Linked DNA regions of Homo sapiens: regions 1 and 2 are each linked to region 3. A link is an interaction called in ENCODE POLR2A ChIA-PET data of the cell type or tissue named here. Cell type or tissue: Caco-2. All regions are shown on one strand. Links, peaks and the distances in the headings refer to the core of each region. The heading gives the core; the rest is flanking DNA.

Region 1 (6,583 bases), core at 332-4,331, 69 kb before region 3:
TGAAAATGGTTTAGACAGAACTTCATTCCTGAAGTTTTAGTCTGTAGCCAGATTTTAATTCTGGCCTGTTTTGGTTTTTAGATGATAGATCTTTTAGTGTGTCAACAGGAATGTAAAGTTTGTATTAACATCTAGGGTGATCACCTGCCATGCTATTAAGTCAGCATGGTATAATTAAAAGTTACATATGTAGGTTCAGAGCCTCTTAGCACAGTGTTACATTGTAAGCTCTTGGAGGGCAGGAATGAGATTCTAGTCCTTACGGAAATGGAGTTTGGGCTTCTATCCCTAGCATTCATTCTAGTGCCATGCACGTGGTAGGAATTCTGTAAATATTTGTGAAAGAAATGAATTTCTGCCTGTAGGGTTCAGCAGTGTATACTTAAATGTGATGTGTACGTAAATGCTGACTGATTTCCAGAGAGGGCTAAAGAGGACTTGGGGGGCGGTCTGCGGGTTGGGGAGATTGGCTCAGATGATTTATGAACTCGGTAAGAGCTGAACATTGACTAACGGATCATAAGGTAATTGAGGAACATTGTAAGTCAAACTTCAATTTAGTTCTACCAGCAGGAAGGATTTGTTTACAACCTGCAATAGTACTCTTTTAGATGATGTGAAGCTTTGAAAATATTGAAATAAGTGATTGCTCACCTCTCCCCCCAGGTATATAGGAATTGATTGTGTATTTGGGGGATCCTACCCTAAACTGAGAATTAGAGACTAGTGAAGCATGGGATTGTGTGGATAATGTTTCTTCATGTTTATGTACTTAAATAAACCAGCAAAATATACGTCGAGAATGTATCTAAATTATTTTTTTGTCCTAAGAAGTTGAGGTGCAGGCTGGCTGAATTTTTTTTTTTTTTTTTAGTAGCTGAATTCTTTTGAGACTGTTTTCAGTGTTCCCCAGAGAGCTCTGCCTAAAATACCTTAACTTCCGCAAATAAGTAAAGTGAAAAGTCCTGATTCCTTGCCTCTTTATTTTGCGCTGGTACTACAATAATATAATGGTTACTTTATATCAAACATTATGACACCTTGACCTTTGGAATATTAGAGGTCTCACAATAACTTCGGAGCCACCTTGAGAAACGAGCAGATATGAATCAGAGAGGACCCAAGGGCCGTTGGAGAGGCACTGCTCCCTCTGAGAATGCCCAAGAGGGGTGGGGGCGGGGGGGGGCGGGTAAAGGCTTAGAAATAAAGAGGTGAAGTGAACCTTTTGCTTCAAATATTCTCTATTTCTATTTTTTTTGTGGTACTTTTCTTCTGATTCTCTCTGATATGTTCATAGATGCTGGTTTGCTTAATTTGTATTCAAAATTTGGTACTAATAACCCTGAGTGAAAAAATAATTTGGAGACTAGATTCAAGGGTTTATTAACAGACTTCTCTGTTGTGTTTCTTGTTGCTTTGGTTGGTTCTTCATCTACCTTTCTCTGTTTAAATATAAAAATCAGGTGGAAAATATGGAGGACTTTGATTAATCAAACTAGTTAAGAGATCATTTAGTGGTGCGTCTACACAATAGTCATTTCTGTTTTTTTTCTTTACTTTCAACCTTTCTTTAGGCTAAAGAGAAGTTTGTTTGTTTTCTTTTCTTTTTCCACTCATGTGCACAATGAAGTTTTTAGGGGGTTGCAAGTGTATAGTTCATTTATTTTCTTTCTTGTTTAACAATTAATTACACTATTCCAGGCTATGAAGAAAAACACAAATGGAAGTATCAACCTTACTGGTAGAGTGCATTTCTAATTCTGCTTTCACAGTGGTAACGTCTTGTTCTCTAAAACGTGTCTTCCTGTGAACATAGCTGTCTGGGTCAGGACTGCTCTAGAGAAATGCTATCATGTGTCATGAAAGTTATACTTAACTAGGGTTAGGCCAGACAAATACTCAGTGTCATTTTAAAGAATCAGAGTGCTATAATTTTAGCTATTCCCTTTTATTTCTGATGTCATTTTGTTCATAGGTTTCTAGACCAACTGGGGAGATTCCCGTTAAAAAGTATGTATACTGAAACATAGATTTTAGATCATCTAGTTTCCAAAATTGTGTAATAGGATTTTGGCATCAAGTATGTGAACAGTTTATATTCTGTCATAGTACATATCCATTTTTGGTATCATTTCATTTGTTTCCCTTTAAGAAATAAAACCTATAGTCTCCAGTTATCTACACTGAAACTTCCTTTTTGAAATAAAAATTTGCTTTTTTTTTCTAACAGTAATGGTAACAGGTATACTTTTGATCCCACCTGTTTTTACTTTGCTCACTTTATTTTCTTTTTTAGTGTAAACAGGAACATCGATAAGTAGTGTAAAAACTTGCACAATGAAATCCGAAGCCAAGGATGGAGAGGAGGAGAGTCTACAGACTGCTTTCAAAAAATTAAGAGTGGATGCATCAGGGTAATTAAATATGTAATATATTATTTGGAATTATTTGTTTACTTATTTTAAATAGTCCCTTTTCCCTAAAAAGCTCTTCCTCTTTTAATATTTCTCATTATTGAAAGAAGATATAAATGCTAATAGTGCGACATTCTTCCAGATTCTGCACAGTATTGTTTTAGTTTAAAAAGAAAACCCTTTGGTTAAATTTGAAAAGTAGCAGTTCATTTGCCCTCCCAGGTTGGGTGTTTTGGTTTCGTTCACTTTGAGGAGGGCTTCCCCCCCACTTCTTTTTAATCAAAGATTATCAAGCGGTGTCCCACTAGGGATTTTATCATACATCTCAAGGGAATCACAGTATTTTTCACTAAAAGTGGGTTGGCTCAGTGGAAATCTATGAAGACATTGTAGATTTCATGGTCTGTGATTGCTCAGTCTATCACTATGGAAACCTCTATTCAGGAGGGTTCTGTCACTGAGATCAATAACCTTGGACCCTTTGGCCAAACTAATTAGAGCACCTGCATACCAGCTGCTCTCTGAATGTTAGTATTTCACCCTTTGCAAAATGTTCTGTGTAAGACTCTTCTCACACCAATTCTTTCTCCCAGGCCAAAATAAATCAACATTTTTAATGGATATAAGAATTTCTTTTCATAAATGGAAACTAAACACTGGAAGCTCAGAGTAGAACACCCACAAGTAATAATCATCATCATTAAAGTTTATTATTCACTTCCTGTGCCCTCAACACTGGGTTAAGTACTTTGTGCGCATTATTTAATTCTCACTACACCTTAGGACATGGGTACTACTGTCATTTCAGTTTACAGATGAGACTCACACAAATTAAATTACTTGCTAAAAGTCACATTGGTAGGACGTTGCAGAGCCAGGATTTGAACCTAGATAGCCTGTCTCCAGAACCTCTGCTCTTTTTTTTTTTTTTTTTTTTTTTTGAGACGGATTCTGGCCCTGTCGCCCAGGCTGGAGTGCAGTGGCGCAATCTCAGCTCACTGCAAGCTCCGCCTCCCGGGTTCACGCCATTCTCCTGCCTCAGCCTCCCGAGTAGCTGGGACTACAGGCGGCCACAACCACACCTGGCTGATTTTTTGTATTTTTAGTAGAGACGGGGTTTCACTGTGTTAGCCAGGATGGTCTTGATCTCCTGACCTGGTGATCCACCCACCTCGGCCTCCCAAAGTGCTGGGATTACAGGCGAGAGCCACTGCGTCTGGCCCAGAACCTCTGCTCTTAACCATCCTTTATGTGGTACCTTGAAGGCGATAGGAAGAAATGCATGCAGTACCTAGCACAAAGTGAAAACTAGATGTTAGTTGTTGTTACAGCCACCTGCCTATTGCTAGTACTATTTTTGGGCTATCAAATGAGAAGATTTATGCTGATAGATTTGCACAGTAGATGTTATAGGTGCTCATATTTGCTTCCATGTTACTTCAAAAACATATCTTTCCTCCTGATGGTTTTCTAATATGGTCAACTTGCCAGTTCATATCAGTACTTTGATAAATTGTCTTGGGAAACAGAAGCAAAGCAGAGAAGCAGAGAGTTCCAGATTGTGGCTGCAGTGTATCCTTTGTGATTTCTTATATAGGAATAATTTTTTTATATCAGGAAAATACTAGGAATGTGTACCCACAATTATACATACAAATCTCTTAGTGTGTAATTTTGTATAAGTAACTCTTGATACACGGACTTCTTTCCTGATGTTTTAAGAAGTTGAAATGTAAAATAAAGCCAGGCCGGGCATGATGGCTCATGCTTGTAATTCCAGCACTTTGGGAGGCCAAGGTGAGCACATCACTTGAGCTCAGGAGTTTGAGACCAGCCTCGGCAACATGGTGAAACCCGTCTGCAAAAAAACAAAGAATTAGCTAGGCATGGTGGTGCGTGCCTGTAGTCCCAGCTGCTCTGTAGGCTGAGGTAGGAGGATCACTTGAGCCCGGGAGCTGGACGTTGGAGTGAGCTGAGATCATGCCACTGCACTCCGGCCTGCGCAACAGAGCGAGACCCTGTCTCAAAAAAAAAAAAAGTAAAATTAAGCCATTTTGGTATCCCTAAAAATTACTTGGAACATTATTTAAAAATTTTTCAAAATATATGGTCAAAAATTATGTATTTGTAAAACCACATGCTGCATGTTCTCACTTAGAAGTGGGGGCTAAACATTGAACACACGTGGACATGGGAACAATAGACACCGCTGACTACTGGCGTGGGGAGGGCAGGAGCGGAATGTGGGTGGAAAACCTACCTATAGGGTACTGTGTTCACTACCTGGGTCCAGTATACCCATGAACAATCCTGTGTATGTACCACCTGTATCTAAAGTAAAAGCTGAAATGAAAAAAAATTATATATTTGTAGCATGTATTCTGCCTTGAGTAAAATTATATTTGTAGCATATATTCTGCCTTGAGTAAAATTATAAGAAGGGAAGGAGAATATTTGAGAAAATGAAATAAGAGAAGGGGTGAGTCATTAGCATGACTAAGCAGAATAAGACTTGTGTAGTAGTGTATCATACATTCTAGTTGTTTTATATTGTTGCCAGTTTACAAATGGGATATCTGAGGATTGACTCATAAACTAACCAGGCCTTGCCAGGAATTTAGCATGATCCTGTTCAACAGGTTTTCCTTAGTGGTATTTGTCTTATTAGGACAAATCTCTATATATTTATTACAAAACAATATCCTATTTATCTGATTGTAACATAATACATGCTTATTATAGAAAAATTTACAAAAACAAAACAGGATAAAAACAGAAGTAAAAATCACAGTTTACCGTAACCACTGTTAACATCTAGACCACTGGTTCATGATAGCCTATACTTATTTTACATAGTTGAGATCATAATATATGTATAGGTGTTTAACCATGCTGCTTTCTCCTTATAAGCATTCCCCCATATCATTAAAAGTTCTTTGTACACTTAATTTCTAATAATTTCCCAACATTTTGCCATATAGATATGCCATAATTTAGAAATACAGTATTTTTTTTCTATTAGATATTTAGGTTATTCCCAGTTACTTTTTACTTTCAATTATGTTTTGTTGAACATCCTTTCATTTTAGTAGATTAATGTCGCTTTCTAAAGAATTTTTGTCAACACCATAGCATGTATAGTAGGAGGGGTGTGTGTGTGTGTGTGTGTGTGTGTGTGTGTGTGTGAAAAAAGTCTGGAAGGATTTCCACCAATGTTTGATGTTGGTAGTCTCTGGGTTGTGAGGTATGGATGATTCTGTTTTTCTTGCTTTTAGATTTTTTCACGTTCTTTACTGGGAACCCATATTATCTGTATAATTTTAAACCGCAAGGATTTAACTCTGAGTAATATTTCAAGTTCATTTGTTGCAAAAGTTAGAATATTTTTCTAAAAGTTGCATAATATTTGAAAATGTATTCAGTGTTAAGTTAGATGGAGTCTCCTAAACTAAGTTTAGTTCCATGACTCTGGTTTGCCCGCATAAGATAAATGGTCAGTGTCATTAGCATTCTCTGGCCATAAGGCCTGATCTGCCCCAGGGAAACAGCCTGAAAGTCTATTTATATCCTGCTGCTGGGTACACTTACCAGTCATTCTTTGGCTTATGATTTTGCAGCCATGGGCTTTTAGGGATACTCTAGATTTGGTTTTGAAGGAAAATTTACATTAAAAGCTGAGCAATTTTTGAGAAACCCAAACTAGAAAAAAAAATGTATTGATAAAAGTTGTATTTGAGCTAGTGAGAACAATATGTTCTCCTCATTTTACAGTTTTTTGTAGCTGTAAACTTTGTTCTTGTCTTCAGGTCTGTAGCATCTCTGTCTGTTGGAGAAGGCACAGGTGTCAGAGCACCAGTCAGAACAGCAACAGATGATACCAAACCTAAAACCACATGTGCATCTAAAGACAGTTGGCACGGGTAAGAGCTTCTTATTGAGATGATTTTTATTCCAATATTATAATAGTATTGGATTTTCCTTTCTGAGTGTCCAGAAAAGAGTTAGGTTATGATATAGAACCTAAGACCCAATGATTAGATGAGGACCTATTCCTTCTTTTGCTGAATTTGCTGAGACTTTTTTTTGGCCTGGTCCATAGTCAATTTTTACAAATATTCTATGTCTGTTTGAGAAGATTGGGACTTCTCTAATTATTCTTGGGTTCTCTG
Region 2 (6,583 bases), core at 332-4,331, 710 kb before region 3:
GGCCCCTTGGAGATCTCTGAGGTTGAGAACTCTGGACTCCTCTTCAACACTCTTACCTGTAAATTCTAGCCACTTTGGCCATTCTGCTTGAGTTTCCCTTCTATGAGCTGCATTGTGAAAACTGTCTCCACACAGGAAGGGGTGATCTTAAGGCTCATCTCATTTTTTTTCTCTCAGGAATCATAGTCTTCATTGTCTGTTGTCCAGTATATGGAAAGCATTGTTTCATATCATTTTGCCTGTTTTCCTAATTGTTTAAGGGAGGATCAATCTGGTCTCTATTACTCTATCATTACTGACAGCAGAAGTCTTTGCCCAACACTTTTGAGAAAAAAATTATACATCTGGAAGATCTGAAAGTCTGAAAAACACTGCTATAGACCTGTTAACTCTCTTCAAAACCGTCCCGGGAAAAAAATCCTTTATAATGTAGGATTTGACCAATCTAGATCAAAATTGCACAATTTCCCCTCCTTGAAATTAAGGACCAAGAAGGGTGGGGAAAGGAGAGAGAAAAAGGAGAAAGGAAACATGAAGGTGTTCTCTCCTTGCTATGGTTTGAGTGTGTGTGTCTCCCCTGAATTTATAAGTTGGAACCTAAGACCTGTTGTGATAGTATGAAGAGGTGGGGACTTTAGGAGGTGATTAAGACATAAGGGATCTACCTTCATGAATGGGCTTAGTGCCCTTATAAAAGAACTAGCTAGGCCCTTTTAGACCTTCCATCTCTTCTGTCATGTGAGGACACAGTATTCATCCTTTTTTGCCCCCTTCCACCATGTGAAGATGCAGCAAGAAGATGCTATCATGAGGCCGGACGCAGTGGCTCACACCTGTAATCCCAGCACTTTGGGAGGGTGAAGCGGGCGGATCACTTGAGGCCAGGAGTTCGAGACCAGTCTGGCCAACACAGCAAAGCCCCATCTCTACTAAAAATACAAAAATTAGCCAAGTGTGATGGCCTCTGCCTGTAATCCTAGCTACTTGAGAGGCTATGTCATGAGAATCACTTGAACCTGGGAGGCGGAGGTTGCAGTGAGCTGAGATCATGCCACTGCACTCCAGCCTGGGCAACAGGGTGAGAGTCCATCTCAAGCAACAAAGAAGGTGCCATCATGAGAGCAGAGAGCAGCCCTTACCAGACGCCAAATTTGCTAGTATCTGTATCTTGATCTTGGACTTCCCAGCCTCCAGAACTGTGAAAAAATAAATTTATCTTCTTTATAAATTACCCAGTCTCAGCTATTTTGCTATAGCAGCACCAATGAACTTGGATACCCCCCAGCACCAAGAAATTCATTCTGCCTGATTTGGAGGCAGCATAATTGTTGACAGCACAGGCACAGGTGCTAACTGCCTGGGTTCAAGTCCCAGCTCTGCCATTTGTAAGCTTTCCTTGGGCTGGTTACTTGACCACTCTGTGCTTCAACCTCCTCATTTGTAGAATATGATGATGGCACTATTAGTGCCTACCTCTTAGGTACTAATATTAGGTACCTTCTTAGGGTTGTTATGAGAGTTAAATAAATTAATGTTTTTTTGTTTGTTTGTTTTTGAGACGGAGTCCCGTACTGTCATCCAGACTGGAGTGCAGTGGTGTGATCTCGGCCCACTGCAACCTCTGTGTCCTGGGTTCAAGCGATTCTCCTGCTTCAGCCTCCCAAGTAGCTGGGATTACAGGCACACACCACCAGGCCCAGCTAATTTTTTTTCTATTTTTAGTAGCGACGGGGTTTCACCATGTTGGCTAGGCTGGTCTCAAATTCCTGACCTCATGTAATCCACCTTCCTTGGCCTCCCAAAGTGCTGGGATTACAGGTGTGAGCCACCATGCTTGGCCAGTAAATTAATGTTTATAAAATACTAAGGACAGTGAATGGTACATAGCAAGCACTATGTAAGTGATTGATTAAAAGTATGAGTTTTTTTTTCATTAAAGAAGTAATACATATTTAGTGCAGATATAGAAGTTCACCAGGGTGGAGAAGTGTGGCCTGCTGAAGCTGTCTGTCTTCCAAGATACCTCTTAGGTTGGATTTCCTTAATGCAGCATATTTGCTCAAGCCTAGCTCTCAATCTTGCAGGTGTGGGAGAAACAAAGCTTGCCATGGTGGCTGGATCAGATCTATCAAAGGCAACTTCCATCTCTATAGTACCAACCACTGGGAGGCCCCAGCACGACTGTGTATTCAGCAATGCTCTCTGCCCAGTGAAAAATTTACACCTTCTTTATTGGGCAAAAATAACCACACAAAACTGGTCGCCTCTGCTTTCTACAACTCAAGTGGCCATGTAAAGTTTTCTTTAACAAACATGTTTTATAACAACTAGTTAAACAGTTACGAGTTTTATGGTTTAAAGATTGTATTTACAATCTGTGTAGTCCTACAGCAGTATCTCTCAGAAAGCCACGTGTCTTCTCATTAAATATTGCTGAACATGAGGAAAAATGAACAACTGTAATATAATCAGGAAAAATTTATATATATATTATTTCTTACTTTTTAAAAATTATGGTAAAATACTCATAACATAAAACTTACCATCTTAACAATTTTCAAATGTACAGTTCAGTGGTATTAACTGCATTCGTACTATTGTGCCATCGCCACCATCCATCCAAAAACCTCTTTTAGTCTTGCAAAACTGAAACTCTGTACTTATTTGACAATATCTCCCCATTCTTCCCTCCACCCAGCCCCTGGCAACCCCCATTATACTTTCTGCCTCTGTGAATTTGACTAATCTAGGTACCTCATATAAGTGGAATCATAAGGTATTTGTCTTTTTGTGACTGGCTTATTTCACTTAGCATTGTGTCTGCAAGGTTCACTTACGTTGTAGCATGGGTCAGAATTTGCTTCCTTTCTAAGACTGAAGAATGTTCCATTGTATGCATGTATCACACTCTGTTCATTCATTTATTCATCAATGGACACTTGGGTTGCTTCCACTTTTGGCTATTATGAATAATGTTGCTGTGAACATTGGTGTACACATATCTCTTTAAAACTCTGTTTTCAATTCTTTTGAATATATACCCAGAAGGCAAATGGCTGCATCATATGGTAATTCTGTTTTTTTAATTTTTTGAGGAACTGCCATTCTGTTTTCCATAGTGGCCGCATCATTTCACATTCCCAAAAACAGTGCCCAAGGGATCCAATTTCTCTACATCCTATACAACACTTGTTTTTTTTTTTTTTTTGACTTATTGATAGTAGCCATCCTAAAGAGTGTGAGATGATATCTCATTGTGGTTTGATTTGCATTTCCCTCATGATTCCTTTCTTTTTTAAGAAACAAATAAGAAATAGCTTACATACAGTTATAAGATAAAGTGCCATATCTTACCAGCATGGCAGAATGAAATAGCACACATGCATATACCTGTGAAACCGCCACCAGATTAAAATATAGAACATTCCCAGCATTCCAGAAGGCTCCCTCATTCCCCTCCCAGTCAGTAAGCTCTAAGATAGCCACTCTTCTGGGGCACGTATAGTTTTCATCTATCCTGTGGCTTTTGCCCCACCAGACCAATTTCCAACAACGCCCTTGGCATATTGTTCTATTACAGTCACAGCAATGTTAACATTCTACATAACCTTCTCTTGCTTATCTTGCTGAGAGGGCAATTTCAGTGCAGTATTTAAAATTCTCCAGGTACTTATGTCCTCCAAATTATTTCCCGTCTCTTACAAGTCTTCTTATCAAATTCAATTGTGACTTCACACTTCTGTAACCAAGATTTGTTTGATTCTACACAAGTTTAGCAGCTGATGTCTTCCCTCAGAAGTGGAATTACATTTACCAAGCTCATGAGACTGAGATGGAAAATCGGAATGTCAATGTATTCATTGATAACATGAAATATAATTGTTAAGCAGACTGACATCTACTCAGCAAAACCAGCACATTCTTTCCTGAAGGCAGATCCAAGTGAAAAGCCAAATTACACAGAGGGTGGCTTGGTGAGCATTTAATCATTCAACATGATCTACTAAAAGACAATTACATGTCAGGGACTGTGCTGGACACTAGGTGGAGAATAGTGAATAAGAAAGACAGGGCTCTGTGCTTGTGGATCCTAAAGTGTAGGAAAAAGACAAGTCCTGAACATATAATCAGACTTGTAGGTTAAAGAAAAAAAAAAACTGTGTATCTTAGACTCTGCTTTCCCTAGATCCACTAAAATAACAGTACAGGGATTTTTTTAAAAGGCAGTACATTCAGACAGGGGTCAGCAAACTATGGTCCGCAGGCCAGATCCAGCCTGTTGGATCTGGCTAAGAAAATAGTCCACATATTGTCTGTGGCTGTTTTCATACTACAATGACAGAGTGGAGTGGATGCAATGGAGACCATATGGCATCCAAAGCCAGGAATGTTTACTACCTGGCTACTGAGAAAATTTGCCAATCCCGGTTCTTGAGCAGCACCGTTCAATGGAACTTTCTGCAGTGATGGAAATGTTCTGCACTGTCTGATGCAGTAGCCAGCCACTACCTTTGTGTGGCTATAGAGCACTTGAAACGTGACTAGTGCAATTGAGAAGCTGAAAGTTTATTTTATTTTAATTACATTTATTTATTTATTTATTTCTGAGACGGAGTCTTGCTCTGTCACCCAGGCTGGAGTGCCAAGTGGCATGATCTTGGCTCACTGCAAACTCTGCCTCCTGTGCTCAAGCAATTCCCCTGCCTCAGCGTCCCGAGTGGCAGGGATTACAGGCACTCGCCACCACACCTGGCTAATTTTTATATTTTTAGTAGAGATGGGGTTTCACCATATTGGCTAGGCTGGTCTCAAACTCCTGACCTCAAGTGATCCACCTACCTTGGCCTCCCAAAGTGCTGGGATCACAGGTATAAAATAGGCCTGGCCTATTTTAATTAAGTTTAAATAGCCACATGCGACTAGAGGGTACTTTATTGGATAGCAAGCTGCAGACTACAAGACAAGGGGTATCTGGCTTGAGAGACACCAAGCATAGTGAAAGATAGGGTCTTCGGACTGAAAGCAGAAGGATTAAGTGAAAGTTCACATAAGGGAGGTTGAGATGCTCTGCCCAGTTGCTTCTCGGGCTTCTTTCCCAGCCTACACTCTAGAATGCTGACTCTGAGCAAATAATGCTGATCCTAAACAAATAATGAGACTCCTAGGTTGAAAAAAAAGACTATTAGCAGGTATGGTGGTACGTGCCTGTAGTCCCAGCACCTCAGGAGGCTGAGGTGGGAGGATTGCTTGAATCTGGGAGGTCAAGGCTGCAGTGAGCCATGATCACTGCACTCCAGCCTGGGTGACAGAGTGAGACCACGTCTCAAAGAAAAAAAGAAAGAAAAGAAAAACTGCACTGCCCAGGACTATACTCTCTAAGGGAGGATTATCCTCTCCTAAAAAGAAGCTAGAAGAGTCTTTTCTGGAGAATTTGACCAGTTCAGAAGGAAAGATGTAAAGATCCTGATACTGATGACTAATGAATAGTCATCAAAGCTCATAGTTAATAAGCCCTGCTCACATGCACATAGCTTCCAATAACTTTTAGTCTAAGTCTCATCCTTCAATATAAGCAAACTGTCAAGGAGCATCATAGGTTTTTATTATTTTTTTACTTAGGCTAATACAATGTAAAGAATAGTAGATTTGAGGAGAGTCTGTAATAAATAAGAAAGAGACCAAACAGATAAACAGACTTCGGCAAAGACATATGGAAACCTGTTTTATTAAATTAGGACATCCATGAAGTTGGATTATGAGAAAAATTGTCTTTATTTTCACAAAGTTCAGCTCAAACTTAGCATTTTCTTCAATTATGAAAATAAAGAAGAGACTGTAGTAGTATTCGTGTTCCTGTGACTTCATCAGCAATAGAAATCAGGTATTTTCCCCATCACATTGCTGTTGTTGAAATTATTTCAAAATATCACTTACGTTCATCACAACTTTGAAATCATGGTCATTATTAGACATGTTCCAAATCTTGTAAAAGCACATATGTTATTCTATGACTGATTTACTTTTTAAACATTTTGATAAATGTACTTTAACACGAATGATTTCTTTTATAATCCTATATATATAATTTTATTAATAAAAAAATATTATGCTAAGAAGGCATCCTTGAGCTCCACCAGACTGCAAAGAACTTCATGTCACAAGAAGGGTTAAGAGCATCTATAATAATGTTATCTTTAGGACTATAAGTGGATGGGGGAAATGCAGATAATAATCATCAAGCACTATGTGCCAGATTTTAAAATTCACAATTCTGAGAGGTAGGCATTATTATTATTATTATTATTTTGTTAGTTTTCATTAGAATTTTGGAATGCTTGTGTTATCATTTCAATGGGATATTTGGAGAGAGAAGAGATGAACTGATGTGCTTAATCAGTCCTCTCAACCCATAAGTCCAGCTTCCTTTTGTGAAAATAGTATGTGTACATCATAAGCAAGTTAGAGAAGTGCAATAAGGACAGCAAAAATCACCCTTAACGCCCCTACCGGTTTGGTGAACATCGTTCCAGACAGCAATCTATGCATATAGACATAACTTTACACACCTAACTTATATAAAGAT
Region 3 (7,832 bases), core at 2,203-6,202:
GGGAGCTCGCCATCTCTTGAGATGGTCCAGCCCAGCTTTTGATAGATTTGCCTTTTGGATTTGCTAAAACCAGAAGGACTTTCTGCTTCTCTGTAGTTTCTACCCATGGGTCCTGGTGCTATCCTTGAGGATTGTGTAGTTAGAACTGTGCTCAGCTGCAGGTAATAGAAGCTGCCTGTGGCTGGGCATGGTGGCTCCTGCCTGTAATCCCAGCTCTTTGGGAGGCAGAGGCAGGAGGATTGCTTGAGGCCAGGAGTTCGAGACCAGCCTGGGCAACACAGTGAGACCCTGTCTCTACAAAAATAAAAATAAAAAAATAAAAATATTAGCTAGGCGTGGTAGCATGCACCTGTAGTCCCAGCTACACAGGAGGATCCCTTGAGCCCAGGAGTTCAAGGCTTCAGTGAGCTATGATCACACCACTGCACTCTAGCCTGGGCAACAGAGCAAGACCCTTTCTCTTAAAAAAAAAAAACTGCTTCTACTGCCTCACCCATTGGGCTTCTTTTTCTCACATGATGTGATCAGAGAGGCTGTGCTAGGCTGAATGGCAGCTCCATGATGCCCTCAGGGACCCGCCTCCATCTGCCTTTCCCTCCCTCTGTCCTTAGAGGGTGGCTTTTGTCCTCACACTCAGAAATAGCCACTGCACACCTAGCCTCACCTCTGCATTCCAGGCAGCGGAGGTCCAAATGCAACAGCTTCTCTCCATGCAGAAGTGAAGACCTTCCCCAGATGTAGAGAATGGGAAGGTGAATATTTTTAGCCGGATGCGTTGCTTCCCTGAACAAATTAGGCTTCCGTTAGTGGGAAAGAGGGAGAGAATGGATATTTGGTGAGCAGCTAGCAATGTCTGTCTCAACATCCTTGCAGAGGTTTGAAGACTGTGACCTTAATATCCCGAGTCTTCCCTGGTCACCACATCTCTAGCCCCTTCACTGCACCTCTGTTTTCATGTCTCCTCCTTCTCCATCTTTCAGATGGAGAGACAGAGGCACAAACATCATTCACGGTCAAGAGCACAGGCTTTGGGGTTAGATAACACTCGTTCCTTGGGCATGTCACTTTCCTGAGCCTCAGTTTCTCCAACGGTGGGAGGTGGTAGAAATTGATATAGTACTTACCACTGAGGGTAAAATGAGATATAACCTGTGTAAATACTGTACACCACAGTCATTCAATAGTGGCAGCTTAAAAAAATTATTCTACGATTACCCTTGCTTCAGTGATTCTTCTTGGTGTTATTGAAGGGTGAGATCTCGGTGGGGATCTCCCAGGTGTTTCCATAATCCCAGCGATCACCCCAGGGAGAACCTCTTTCCTTAGGCTGCTAGAGGACATGTGCCATAGGACCAGATAGGAGGGAGGGGCAGCGGTGGGAATGCGTTTTCAGAGCTACCTTTGGCCAAGCCGTATCCTTGTGGGGACCTATTGCATTGCTGCTGAAGTGCTTTTCCCATCAGCCCTGGCTTCGTGTGGCCCTGTCTGGCAAGGGGGTGCTCCTACAAAGTCATGGCAGCCTGGTGCCAAAACCATCATCCCATAGGACCTGCTGTAGCTTTGCCAGAAGCCTGGCCCAAGGGGTGGAGGCCCCTGGAGCTCTGACCCACCACGTGGAGGGTGGGAAATGCCACAGAGCAGGTTCTCTAGAAGGGATTTGTCAGAAGCTAAACTGGGGTGCCCCCTGGGCTCAGGCCTGCACAGTTTCTCCCTGACCACCCAGCTGGGATGGATATAAAGACAGGTGTCATGTTGCAGAAAGCCTGCCCTAAGAGGCCCTACTGGTGTTTTCCTTTATTAAAAAAAAATAAAATCTCGGCCAGGCGCAGTGGCTCATGCCTGTAATCCTAGCACTTTGGGAGGCCGAGGCGGGCAGATCACGAGGTCAGGAGATTGAGACCAGCCTGCCTAACACGGTGAAACCCCATCTCTACTAAAAATACAGAAAATTAGCTGGGCAAGGTGGCACGCGCCTGTAGTCCCAGCTACTCGGGAGGCTGAGGCAGGAGAATCACTTGAACCCAGGAGGCAGAGGTTGCAGTGAGCCAAGATTGCACCACTGCACTCCAGCCTGGGTGACAGAGTGAGACTCTGTATTAAAAAAAAAATCATACATTCATTTGGTTCAAAACCCAACAGTTAGAAAAGTATTACTATAAAGAGTCCATCTCCTTTTCCTGTCCCCATCTTGTTGCCACCTCCATAGGCAACTCTTGTTTGTAGTTTCTTTCCTTTCCTTCCAGTTACTTTCTATTAAGATGGAAAATATGAAATTGCTAATATTTGACCAGGTTTGGCCTATAAAATGGCAATTTCATACTGTTCAACCTAATATAAACAAATGTATAGATTCCTGTTCTTCTCTTTCTTACACAAAAAGTAGCATATTATACTGTAGCATATACATACTGTTTGGAATCTTGCTTTTTTTTCTTTGCTGTGTATATATTGGAGATCTATTCATGTTTTTCCAAGTACAGAACTTGATCAGTTTCTAAATGCTTGTGTAGAATTCCATTATATAGCTGTGCCACAATTTACTGAATCAGGTCCCCATTGTTGTACATGGATGTTTGGGTAGTTTCCAGATATTTGCTGTGTTAGATCAATATTTCCACCCATGGGTTGGTATATCTCTAGAATAAATTCCCCCAACTCGCAGTTGCTGGATCAAAGGCTCTCTGTGGTGGCTGTCCCATTTTATCTTCCCGTCCACATTGTTTTAGGGTGGGAAGGCCTCTGCCACTGACTTGCTGAATGACCCCGGGCAAGTCCCTGCCCCTCTGTGGTTCTCCATTTCCTGGAGCACTGAGCTCTCCTTGCCTTGTCCTTGGGGGGAAAAAAGCCGGCCCAGATTCACTTCCTTGCTTGGCCTTTCCCACGTCCCAGTCATGGGCAGCTATTGTTACTGTGGATCCTTTGGGAGATGACTTTAGCTCAGAGGGAGTCCAGGGCAGCCCAGTGAGGTCAGCATGGAAGAGCAAACAGGAGGACGAGGCGAGGCAAAGGCACAGCGGTGTGGCAGCTGGGGCAAGGCAGCGATTGCCAAATGCCAGTCACTGCCATACCTTCCTGAGCCGCGCCGTGTCCACATGCTGTCTGGATCCCCTTACTATTTAAAAAACATTTTAACTTTCTTAAATCTAAATTTATTCTTATAAAGAAACTTTAGATCATTACCATAAATACAAATCTAGTATTAGATTAGAAAAAGTTAGCCAAAAAAAAGAAAAAGAAGAAGAAAAAGAATACAGTGAAGCAAAATATCATTAAACCCCATCCCTCAGTTGCTTATTAAAATCTTGGCCAGGTGCAGTGGCTCATGCCTGTAATCCCAGCACTTTGAGGGGGCCAAGGCAGGAGAATTGCTTGAGGCCAGGAGTTTGAGACCAGCCTGGGCAATATGGTGAGAACCCATCTCTACAAAAAAATAAAAAAATTAGCTGGGTGTGGCAGTGCTCACCTGTAGTCCCAGGTGCTGTTCGGGAGACTGAGGCAGGAAGATAGCTTGAGCCCAGGAAGTTGAGGCTTCAGGGAGCCATGATCACACTACTGCACTCCAGCCTGGGCGAAAGAGCCAGACTCTGTCTAATAAAGCAAACAAACTCAGACTCAAGGCTGCTTGCTGCTGGGCTCTCAGTTAAAAAACAGCGTGTAAGAGACGCATTAAAGCTCACGCCTGTAATCCCAGCACTTTGGGATTACACTTTGGGAGGCACTTTGGGAAGCCAAGGTGGGCAGATCACGAGGTCAGGAGTTCGAGACCAGCCTGGCCAACATGGTGAAACCCCGTCTCTACTAAAAATACAAAAATTGGCCGGGCGTGGTGGCGGGCACCTGTAATCCCCGCTACTCAGGAGGCTGAGGCAGAAGAATTGCTTGAGCCCGGGAGGCAGAGGTTGTAATGAGCCGAGATCGCACCACTGCACTCCAGCCTGGGTGATAGGGCAAGACTCCGTCTCAAAAAAAAAAAAAAAAGGTCTTTTTAAATTTTTTCTCTTTTTACAGATGCACTTTCTACAGTGTTACTTAATGAATGGTCTGGTACCACCTATCATTCTTGGTCCTGCCAGTAGAAAGCATCCCATCCTTCAGAGACACTGGCCTGAAAGACAGATTTCTCCTCTCCCTCTTCCCAGTGTCAGAGAGAAGGAAAGCCAGTATTTAGAAGGACTTGTTCAAAATCCAGTCTTTGAAAGGGCAGGATTCAAAGACTTAGCCCAGTTGTGACTGCTATGATGGGATAAGGCAACGGGGTTGGAACCTCCTCTGGACCTCCAGTACCTGGCACGGTGCCTGGGGCCGAATCCGATCTCTGGAAGTGTGTTTTGAACAAAGGGATGCAGTTGTCCAGAGGAAGGCTGGGTTCGGCCCCGCCTGGTGGCTTCTTCCTCCCCTGTCCTTGTGACAGCAGGGTCGCCAGCCCCCAGGAGCAAATGGAGCTGCCTGGAATTCCTTCCCAGAGCTCCTTATCAGTTTTTAGAGCAGCCTGGGGTGGGGTGCGAGTGGGTGTCAGTGACACTGGGATCTGCTCTGGGAAAAGCTGGAATGCCCCAGCCGAGCCCCACCTGGGGAGGGGCGGGAGGCGGGGGAGGCCGCTGGGCTGGGAGGACTCAGCTGTCACATTCCTCCGGCTCACAGAAAGCTCTCCTGGGCGCCTTGTCCTTATTTAGGCAGGAGATGTCTGCTGACTGGGGCCTTGTAAGATGCCTTTGCAGGCCGGCTCCCGGGTGGGGTGGGGCGGGGCGGGGGCAGAGCACACCAAGAGCTAAGTCAGCAGGCTCCTGGGCAGGCGAGCCCCAGGGTGGGAGCCCAACCCTTGGGGAGAAAATCCGCTAAGTAGTGATAACAAAAAATAGCAGCTAACATTCATGGGGTACCTACTATGTGCTGGGCACAATGCTGAGCTGGTCTGTAAGTTCCAGAAGGCGAGTCTCTCCTGTTCACAATGGTACCCCAAGATTAGCCCAGGTTCTGGTACACATAATGTACACATATACTATATACTATATGCACATTCAGAATATCCAGAAGGGTTGCATCAGTCTGGGTTCTGGCAGGAAAGGGTCTATTAGGTGCCTAGTAAATCCTTGTCACAACTGAATGAATATACCCTTCACATGCCACAATTTACATAATCCTTACAAGAAGTAGCTACTAGTATAGCTAAGTGCTATTAGTAACCCATTTTACAGATGGGGAAACTGAGACTGGGAGAGGTTCCATGACTTGGCAAAGATCATGCAAGTTGGAAGTGAGGGAGCTGGGGTTTGAAACCAGGTTGTCTGACTCCAGTAGTAACTAATGCTTCCATCTTCTTATTTTGGTGTTAAGCCACAATAGGATTCCTGGCTTTCCTCTTCCCTGGCTGTGTGGATTTGACGGGTTATATAATCTTCTCACCTGCAAAGTGGGGATAGTGATACCTACTTTAGAGAATATTGTGAGAATTAATTAAGAAAACGCATGCAAGTGCCGGGCATCTAGTAGGTGCGCAGCAAGCATTGCCTATTCATAATGGTGATGTTGATGTTGATGATGATGATGGCGATGAGTCCCAGGGGATTCAGCATCCTCTTGCTGGGTTGCACCCAGGGAGCAGAATAGGCAAAGGGTGAGGCCATTTTCCAGCAGACTTCGTCCCCCTGCAGGAGCACGGTGACAGTCATGGCCCTCTGGAGAGGGTGGCAGGACCTTCATCCTGTCTGTGTTTCCTAAAGAGAAATGTTCACTACTCCTAGGCCATCTGAGGCCTCCAGGTTCCCCAAGCATGAGGCTGGAAGGGGTCTGGGGTAGGTTTTACCCTCTGTTCATCCATGGTACATGATCACATTTTTGTGTCAGCTCCATTGCCCAAGGCTTCCATGAAGCACCTCCTGTGGACCTGGACTAACTTGCCATCCCTTGCTGTCTGTGTACAGGTTGTCTTGGGCAAGTTATTGAAATGCTCAGAGTACTGGTTTTCTCATGTGTACACTGAGGGTGATAATGATAGTATTTCTCTCATAAGGCTGCTGTTCAGTAAAGTGACATGATATGTACAAGCACTTACAATGGGCCTGTCATGTAGTACCTAACCCTTCCAATATGTCTATAACAGAGTAACGATCACAATGACTAACTCTCAATGATTGAAAATTGAAAATGATCACACAGACTTCTCTGGGCCACAGTTTCCCCTTCTTGTTGCTGTGTTGATCTTAAAGGAGATGAGATGATTTCTAAGGGTCCGTCCAGCTCTGTGAGTCTCACAGTCAAGTATATGTGATTCATATAACAAAACGTTTGTCCAGCACATTCCTGGTGAGCCTAAATATTTTCAGATAAATAGTCCTGCTCTGTGCCAGCCTCTGTCTGGTGACAGGCACGCAGCAGCGAAGCTTCTGCCCCTTGTGGGACTCACAGACTAATCAGAGGAAGACAAAGTGACCTTGGAAGCGAAATGCAGGAGACGGTAGAGAGCTGGCAGTCAGGGTGAGCTACCCTGGGGAAGGGTCCTGAAGGATGAGTAGGAGTTCACCAGATAAAGAACCGAAAGATGGGGATGGAGACAAGAGTTCCCAGGAGAAGAAATTACCTATGTTTTCACCCCAGGCATAGAAACAATCGACAGGGCACATTTGAGGAACTGGAAGTTTCTGTCTGACTAGAAGGTTGAGTTTGGAGTCAGACCAGAGAGGTTGGCAGGAGCTAAGTCATGAAGTTACATGAAAGCATTTCCATGTCATCCTTCAGGCACTAGGAAAGGCACTGTGGGGTTTTAAGCAGAGGTTTAAGACCAAATTTTCTGGGGGTGGCCTCTGGGGAAGGTTTCTGGACTAGATGGGGCATAAGAAGGAACGTTTACATCCGGGGTTAGCATCTAGCTGGGCACCCCAGTAGGTATGGTCATGCCAATTGTTAAATATTGAAATAGTCTATACTGGTTTGTCACTAGCAGCCTCCCTGAGCCCCCCAGGCATCCCCCCTACCCCTCTTGGTATTCTGTCCACTTGGTCATTCCCAGCACCCAGCAGCTAAATGGTTAGCCACCTGGCACAGGTGGTTTTATATATATATATAAATATATATATTTTATATATATATATAAATATATATTAATATATATATAAATATATATATTTATATATATATTTATAATAAACATATATTTATGTATATTTATAAATATTTATATATATTTATAATAAATGTATATTTATGTATATTTATAAATATTTTTATATATTTATAATAAATATATCTTTATATATTTATAATAAATATATATTTATAATATATATTAATGTATATATATTTATAATATTTATAAATATATATTTATATATATTTATAATAAATATTTATATATTTATAATAAATATATATTTATTATATTTATAATAAATATATATTTATATATATTTATAATAAATATATATTTATTTATATATATTATAAATATATATTTATTTATATATATTTATTATAAATATATATTATTTATATATAATAAATATATATTATAAATATATATTTATATATATTTATAATAAATATATATTTATATATATTTATAATAAATATATATTTATTTATATATATTTATAATAAATATATATTTATTTATATATATTTATAATAAATATATATATTTATAATAAATATTTATTATATATTTATTATATATTTATAATAAATATTTATTATATTTATAATAAATATTTATATGTATATATAATAAATATTTATTTATATGTATTTATAATAAATATTTATATATATTTATAATAAATATATATTTATATATTTATAATAAATATTTATATATTTATAATAAATATTTATATATT

The links. Peaks named below come from ENCODE experiments on the same cell type or tissue, not always from the same donor. Only the 100,000 strongest peaks of a DNase experiment are listed, where the experiment ranks them.
Region 1: POLR2A ChIA-PET joins it to region 3 with 7 read pairs; 8 of 35 experiments call an interaction of 5 or more read pairs at or near these places.
Region 2: POLR2A ChIA-PET joins it to region 3 with 6 read pairs; 1 of 35 experiments calls an interaction of 5 or more read pairs at or near these places.

The regions. Positions count from the first base shown.
Region 1 is chr20:44,202,712-44,209,294 of GRCh38, reverse strand. OSER1 (oxidative stress responsive serine rich 1) reads left to right here. Exons shown (of 4, transcript NM_016470.8): 2 at 2,297-2,414; 3 at 6,221-6,334. The coding sequence starts at 2,338. Among named protein-coding and RNA genes, the nearest start is that of OSER1, 4.8 kb to the left of the region's middle. RefSeq lists an enhancer at 4,366-5,565. In Caco-2, for the core only: no CTCF peak of the experiment used is centred there; no DNase peak of the experiment used is centred there; H3K4me3 peaks cover 503 bases.
Region 2 is chr20:44,847,360-44,853,942 of GRCh38, reverse strand. No RefSeq gene overlaps it. Among named protein-coding and RNA genes, the nearest start is that of YWHAB, 35 kb to the left of the region's middle. In Caco-2, for the core only: a CTCF peak has its summit at 3,989; a DNase peak (open chromatin) is centred at 2,172.
Region 3 is chr20:44,134,156-44,141,987 of GRCh38, reverse strand. All of the region lies in intron 2 of JPH2 (junctophilin 2), which reads left to right. Among named protein-coding and RNA genes, the nearest start is that of JPH2, 49 kb to the left of the region's middle. In Caco-2, for the core only: no CTCF peak of the experiment used is centred there; DNase peaks (open chromatin) are centred at 2,887 and 4,487.